Linked DNA regions of Homo sapiens: region 2 is linked to region 1. A link is a contact called in ENCODE Hi-C or POLR2A ChIA-PET data. All regions are on one chromosome and are shown on one strand. The core of a region is the stretch at or near the end of the contact, and the rest is flanking DNA. Distances in the headings are between cores, read along the strand shown. Region 1 has its middle 72 kb from the start of WDR75. Region 2 has its middle 34 kb from the start of WDR75.

The links. Hi-C counts contacts between places; a loop is a spot of excess contacts on that map. ChIA-PET counts read pairs that join two places held with the same protein, here RNA polymerase II (POLR2A). Pooled maps may share reads with other maps.
Region 2: a map of endothelial cell of umbilical vein shows a loop between it and region 1 (7-fold over the local background). The contact joins two enhancer-like sites. A Hi-C loop is called at or near these places in 11 of 168 maps with a recorded cell type or tissue (Caco-2, IMR-90, PC-3 and 7 more), 1 of 37 single-sample maps with no recorded cell type and 8 of 50 pooled maps. POLR2A ChIA-PET finds 5 or more read pairs at or near these places in 6 of 52 experiments (AG04450, H1, MCF 10A and 3 more).

What each region holds. Positions count from the first base shown.
Region 1 is chr2:189,367,704-189,371,686 of GRCh38, forward strand. It overlaps a transcript of COL5A2 not described here. Among named protein-coding and RNA genes, the nearest start is that of WDR75, 72 kb to the right of the region's middle. Within about 2 kb of position 2,053, at least 4 of the 41 ENCODE cell types and tissues checked have a DNase peak (open chromatin) inside an H3K27ac peak, as active enhancers do; they include PC-3 and endothelial cell of umbilical vein, where a contact is called at or near this core.
Region 2 is chr2:189,405,175-189,409,063 of GRCh38, forward strand. It overlaps a transcript of COL5A2 not described here. Among named protein-coding and RNA genes, the nearest start is that of WDR75, 34 kb to the right of the region's middle. Within about 2 kb of position 2,319, at least 6 of the 41 ENCODE cell types and tissues checked have a DNase peak (open chromatin) inside an H3K27ac peak, as active enhancers do; they include PC-3 and endothelial cell of umbilical vein, where a contact is called at or near this core.

The DNA of each region.
Region 1 (3,983 bases), core at 803-3,302:
AACCCATCACTCTAATTTATATTTCCAGTATCAAGTCCTTCAGATGTGTGTAATTCATCTTCATGTGACAGCAGAAAGAATTCATATTGCCTGCCATGGGCCTTCATTACTGAAAATATTACTACAAATATTTTAAATTATATTTCTATTATAATTGTAATTACATTATTACTGAAAATAAGCAGCCATCTGTTTTTATGGCAGTCTTTACTTGGATAGGTCCCATTTTTAAGCAATCTAGATTTTAATGGATTTTAGCTTTTAAGTCAAACATCTTCATTTATAACAGATTTATTTTCCAACTCTTCTACCTTCAAATGCCTTACAATAGCCCCACCCTTATCCCCATTTTTATTATATAAACATATAACAAATAATTGTGTTTCTTTTCTCTTGTTTCTCAGCAATCCTGTGAATTAGCTAGCTCAGTTATTGTTATTCTCATTTTAATTTTTATAGACGAGCAAACTTATTTGACATCAAAACAGAAAAAGATAAGTTCCCTTTGAGAATGTATAACTGTGTTATTGTATTTGCAGTCTAGAAACATACCTTAAATTCATAGTGTTTCATTCAATCCCTCTGAGTTATTTCAGTATCTCATTTGCTATGATAACATCATTAATAAAAACCATCCACATCACCAGCCACTGGCTGATCCAACTTCAAGTGCTGATACACCTCACACTGCACAACATACATCGGATAGTAAATGTTAAGAAAAATCACTGGTTTTCCAAGGGGGAAAAAAAAACACTAGAATTCATCACAAATGAAGATCGATTCACATTTAAGCAAATACCAAAATTATTCAGCAGTTGAATTCCTGTTAATATACTTTCCTTCATGCATTACCTAACACTGAAGTCAACATCTCTAATGTAAGATAATTTTTAAAAGTCTACTATATTAAATCACCAGTAGAATGCATTCATTAGATAAAGTTAACTGTAGTATTAACATAACTTGATACAAAATAGCAGTCTTTGTACAACATAAATGGTGAAAGGAACTGGATGAGTTTATACCAAAGGAAAGTCCTTAATTCTTTTGCCACAGCCAAGACTTTCTCCTTTCCTAATGAATGATTCGGATTTCTACACCCTACCCATTCTGTAGGTACACAGTAAATCAGTTGAACCATGTACTATATAGTTAACTCGGCCTATTCAGGTGATCATAAAGAAAAAAGGAAAAGCTTGTTTCTTGAGAAGTTCCATCCTTCTAAATTTACTTCCTCACTAATGAACAGAGGTCACCTATCTACTACAATACAGTAAACAGAAGTGATTTCATTTGTGCCATGAGAATGTGTCCTGCTTCAGCTGCTTACAAGCAAATAATAACACTAAATGTTTGTTTTGTCTAGACAACACATTAAATTCAAAACATGGCTTCAAATAAAATAAAACATGAAATATATAAGCATTTGTAACTAACTGGAAGAAGAAAGTTACTGTGACTTACCAAAGATTTAAGTTAGAGCATGTATCACTAATACTGAAAAATCATATTATAAATGTATGTTTTGAACTAGTCTTACCTAATTTTGAAGACTGTCAAGTTTTTTTTATTAATATCACTACCCTCCAACAATCTTAAAGTATATTTTGTCTGACATTAATACAGCTATGCCAAATTTCTTTTAGTTTGCATTTGATTATTATTTTTTATCTTTTTATGCTTAAACTTTCTGTATCCCTATGCCTCAGATATCTATTTTGTATGTAGAATATAGATAATTTCATTTTTGCTTTATTTTTCAATCTGCTAATCTCTATCTTTTAACTGAGGGAGTTTGATACATTCGTTTTCATTGAGATTATTCAAACTCCTGAAAGTTTTTTGAATATCTATATATTCTGAATTTTATATTAATTGTTAACTTTTGTGTGTATTACCTATGAATTTTGATTATTATAGTAGAAGGACATTTGTACTGATAAAATTGAGAGCCAGTATTCTACGATAATGTGACTAAATAAACTCTTGAGTCATTTCTAAGAAAATTACATAATTCCAAAACAAACATTCCAAATATATTTGTAATAGCTTCATGGGCAAAAGATGAGTTTTGCTTTGACTATGTTTTCCAACAATGGTTGGTTGGTTTGTGTTAGTTTTCCGATTGCATGATGAGGTCTAGCAGGTCACACGACTGAACTTCAGTATGCACTCAATTCTTCCTCATGTATTGATTAAAGACCATAAACCTCATGTGTCAAGACACTGTATCAGCTTTACCCATAAATTTATTGGGCAGGTAATAATAACAAAAGTTAATGCATATAGCACATACTGTATGCCAGGCATTGTTCTATGTGCTTTACATTTTTTGACTCATTAATACTCCCAGCAAGTCTGTTATGCTGCCACAATGGACACCAAATGACTCCCTGTTGCATTTAATTTTCTCCGTCATCTCATCTCTACCTCTAATTGTACTTTTTTCTCTCTCCATTGTCTTTTTTCTGGCTTTAGGAATGGGTGGTGTGGTAAAGCTGAAAGAGCAATGAGTTATGAAGTCTAAGAAATGCATTTCAAATCCAATTTCTAGTATCACTTGATGGCTTGGCAACCTTGAACAAGTTCCTATTCCCCTCATCTGCAGAACAACAATAAAAATATCTATTTCATAGAGTCATTATAAGAATAAAATAATGTGTGAAAAGAGGTGTTCAATGTGTTTTATTTCTCTCCTCATCATCACATTAATAGTGTAAAGTCAACAGAATTATATAAACTTGTCATAACAGCAACATAAACTTTTGATATATAATTTCAACAAGTCATTTTCAGAGATGTCATCTCTGGCTGTCACATTATCTAAAATAAAACACACACACACAATCACACTCAACACATAAAGCCACACACAACACGTGACACAGAAAATGTATAACCACATACAATCATACTCAACACCCATACAACATGCACATACAACACATACAACATACATAGATAATAAACAATCTTCTTCTATAAACACATATACTCACATACATAATTTCATAGGCCCAAAACGTATTTTATTTCCTTTATAGGATTTATTCAGTATCTGAAATTATACAATTGACTGACTGACTTATTAAATACCAATGCTCACAGGAACAGAAACATTAATGGAAAGGGAAAGTGACACAGCTAGCTAGTATGTGCTAAAAAAAAGGCTAAGTCTGACAGGATGTGATACATTATGGAAATTTGTCTCCTCCAAATTTCGTGTTGAAATGTAGTCCTCAATGTTGGAGGTGGGGCCTGGTGGGAAGTGTTTGGATCATGGGTGCAGATTCCTCATGAATGGTTTAACACCATCCCCTTGGTGATAAGTGAGTTCTCCCTCGAATAGTTCCTGTGAGTTCTGCTTGTTTAAAAGAGCATGGCACCTCCCCCTTCCCCACATCTCTTGCTTTTGCTATGAGATGTGCCTGCTCCCCCTTTGCCTTCCACCATGATTGTAAGCTTCCTGAGACCTCACCAGGAGCAGATGCTAGTGCCATGCTTCCTGTAAAGCCTACAGAACTGTCAGCCAAATAAACTTCTTTTCTTTATAAATTATCCCGTCAGGTATTCCTTTGTAGCAACGCAAAAACTGACTAACATGGAAAATTTCTACCAAGAAGTGGGGCATTGCTATAAAGATGGTAATGTGGAACTGGCTTTGGAACTGGGTAATAGGCAGAAGTTGGAAGAGTTTTGAGGTCTCAGAAAAAGATAGATAAGGGAAGTTTGGAACTTCTTAGAGAAGTGTTAAGTGATTCTGACCAAGTGTTGATAGAAATATAGACAGTGGAGGCTAGGCTGAGAAGGTCTCAGATGGAAGTAAGAAATTTATTGGGAACTGGAGTCAAGGTCACCCATGTTATGCCCTAGCAAAGAGTTTGGCAACACTGTGTTTATGTCCTGGGAATCTGTGGAAGTTTAAGCTTAAGAATGATGACTTGGGGTATCTGGCGGAAGTAATTTCTAAGTAACAAAGC
Region 2 (3,889 bases), core at 1,069-3,568, 38 kb after region 1:
ATAAATAAACACATTAAAAAAATAGTGACATTAGATATTTATTTTTAATTAAATGCCTTTTTTTTCTTTTTTTTTTAGATAGGGTGTTGCTCTGTCACCCAGGCTGGAGTGCAGTGGCACAATCTTGGCTCACTGCAACCTCCGCCTCCTGGCTTCAAGTGATTCTCATGCCTCAACCTCCTGAACATCTGGGATTACAGGTGCCAGCTATGACACCCGGCTAATTTTTGTATTTTCAGTAGACACAGGGTTTCACCATGTTGGTCAGGCTGGCTCAAACTCCTGACCTCAAGTGATCTGCTCACCTCGCCTCACAAAATGCTGGGATTATAGGTGTGAGCCACCGTGCCTGGCCTAATTAAATTACCTTTTAACAAGTTTAGTGTCACAGAACTTGTTTAAGATTATTGCATTCTGTAGACTATTTTGCGTATTGGCCACTGGGGAAGCATGCAGGAAATACAGACCAAACAGAACTAGGTTAAAAATACAAAGGAGAGGTATACAACATAAAACTGTGCTAAATCAAAAATACGACTATTGCACATGATTTATGTCATGCTCACAGTGGAAAATGCATGTGAGACCAGAATGAATAACCATGAACCCAATATGGAATTATAGCACATTTTAGTCAAATATCTCTATTGTCCCAGGGTTCTTCTGACAATGTGTAAAACCCATGTCAAGACTTAGTCAGCATTTGTGATCCTTTAGGAACTTTGTTTTAGGCTAATAAATTAATCTGTTGCATCATTTAAAATCCCCGTTTTCTATTTAAAGCAATTAATATGAGTAGGTTAGTTCTTTCTAGAGTCTTTGCAACCACTTCATGGAGTGATTAAAGGAAAATATATAGATAGCACCTATCAGCTATCAAAGCACATTCCCGAACAGTAATTAATTTTCTCATTTCCAAATGCTAAGATTAAATTTTTACTAAGTGAATGACTAATAAAATTTAATAACAGAAATAAAATAAGTTCCAAGTAACAGAAAAATATCATTATCAAACATGTGTTGGAAATTGAGAATTTTAATTTTAATCTCATTTTAGTTTTTATACTATACTGCTGAAAACTTGAAATTGATGCTTTTAAAATATATTTCTTCTACTATTTTATATTTTTGGTAACAGCATATTTCACAAATACATGAAGAAGTGGTAGACTCCATCTTTGGGATAATACCATCACTGGGATAAGACACTACTAAAAGTTGGCTTATGTTTAGAAATGTCTAAGATCATCAAAAAGCATATATTGCTAAAATTGTTAACTGGTTTTAGTGTATTTTTCCTGCCACAAATTATATTCTTAACATTGTACCCCTCCTTATTCTAAAATCAAGTTCTTCTCCCTGCTAAGCTTCACCAGAAAATGTACTTCTTTGGCTCTTATGAGAAAATTTCTATCTGGAAAAAGTTCTATAACTAAACATGATTGACACAGATCTGACCTGTAGCCATGTAACTAGGAAAATTACTTGAAAATTGTTTTAAACTGACCGACTTATACATTAAAAGCCTCTTGAACATGATGTTATTCAAATACAAAATGCCAAAAAGCAGCTATTAATTTGTTACTAGAGTTTCCAAGGTGTGGGAAATTCAGCAATGATGATGCAAGATAAACTCTTGTCTTAACACTGTTGAGACAAAGTACACACAGAGAAATCATCACAAAAGCACTGAGAGAGATGGAGATGTAATTTATAGGTGCTGAAGAAACTGGAAGGATCACTTCCTATAAACTAAAAGGAAAAAGAAACCTAATTGGCTTGCCTGTTTGAATATTCAAACAGTTGATGAATGAATATGTTGAATATTCATTCAAATATCTATTTAACATGTATTAACTTATACTGTCTGTACTGGCCAAGTTCATTCCAAACAGGACATGCATATGAAGATTTGTTAGTGGCTGTATCTCAGAAGGTGTTTTAAGCTTATACTAAATTTTCAATAAAATGGTTAATGTTTTTCACTATTTTTAGGCAATTTGCTCCAAGTAAGCATCCAAACTCCATACCTGTAAAGGTTTTTTTTACAAAGTGCTATTTAGTTAAAAAGGTAAATGATGTAGGAAGTACATGATAAGAAGAAACTGCAACGTTTTAAAATCCCTTGCCTTGAGCCTGGAAAGCTTAAGAATATGGGGGAGGTGGAGGGAAGTGTTTACATCACTCAAAACATAGCTACAGCTGTTTTGAATCACAGGCGAGGTTTTAAAAATGTTCTTAAAACTGAGCTCAGAATACCTAAAGAGAGGTTCCCTACACATTGAAAGGGACATTTACCTTCTTCAAAACATAGTTTTCTAAGTTACTACATTATTTGGCTTTGTTTTAATGTGACCAATTTAATGTTTTAATGGCAAAAGATAAGACTCTTTCTGCCTTTGAAAAAACCAAAATGCTCCATCGTCCCAGCAGCTGTGTATGATTAAGAATGTAAATAGACTCAAGAGGCTGATTCCATCTCCAGGTCCTCTGTTCATGAATCACCTACCCAGAGACATAATTTTAATGGAAATAGAATTTCTTTCTAAAGCAACAAATAAATTAACTTGCAGGAATACTGCAGCAAGACAACTCCTCTTTACTAGCTCTGTTGTACTGAACAAAACCAGGCTCCATTTCCTTTGTTTTAAGACATTTTTAACAGTTGACCTGTAGTCAGGAAATGAGAATTTCTCTGTTTTTCATTTTCTGGGAAAATAAAAATATTAAGGCTGCCTTTCCAGTAACAGCAGCTTAAATTCCAGACCTCGTTATGGCAAGTGAAAGACCTTTTACTGAGGATGCAATATTTTTGATAGTGAAAGTAGACTGCATTACTTCAGGCTGTTCAAACCAAGATTGAGTTGACTGGCTCTGCTTACCTGGCCATCCTTGACCTAGATTTGTGTGTTTGATTTACAGATCAAAATGAAATCCTCTCTAATCTGGGGCTGCAAAGAAATTGTGCTGTATTATTTATCCAATTGTTTAGTGCAAAGGACCCATTTCAAGTAAGTGAAGGATAATCCTATATGAATACAAAACTTCAGTAAAAATAATAAGTTATCTGAAATCAGAGGCTCTAGCTGGAACTGAAGCTAAAAGCAAATTAATTCAGTCTCACAGACATTACTGTACTGCCCATTAAATATAAACCATAGTGCTTGGCCATACACCCAGTTTTGATTTCTGCCTCTCAGATGGTGTGATGCGGGAAGAAAGTACATACATGGCATTAATATGTAAATAGAGTTGCCATACTACATTAGAATCAGACTCAAAACATTCTGTGACTATTAATTCTTAATACTGGTCTGAAGACCACAGGATATGAATCATAAAAAGGAAAGCAACTCAGAGAATAAAATTCAGTGGCCATGGTGACCATTAATAGTCATGTTTTAGGTTGGAATTTAATAAATATTAAAATAACATAAATTATATGTACTAATTTATCTTTTTACTATCACCCTTACTTTACACCATCTTTCTAAACACTGGCTAAAAGTCATACAGGATACAATCACCATCACTAATATTCTGTTGGTCTCATGTAGAACAGCGGCTGATAGTGATGAAAGGCACTTCATTTAATATGAACACGATCAATTAACCACATTATACTGAGTTATCCAGATATATTTGTGAGTCTGTCAAATTTTTTGATATAATGAACTGAATTATTAATTCAACTGGTCCTCTTGACTTTGGTTGCAGAAACCCAGCCTGAAAACAAAGCAAAATGGAATAGGTAGTGTGTCCACAGTCTGATTACAAGTATAATTTTTGTGACTATAGTCATTTACCTGAAAAATGCACCCATTCATTCCCTTATTTGAAGTTTCATTTATAAATTTTTCACTCCATGGCATTTATCCTTCTTTAGAGA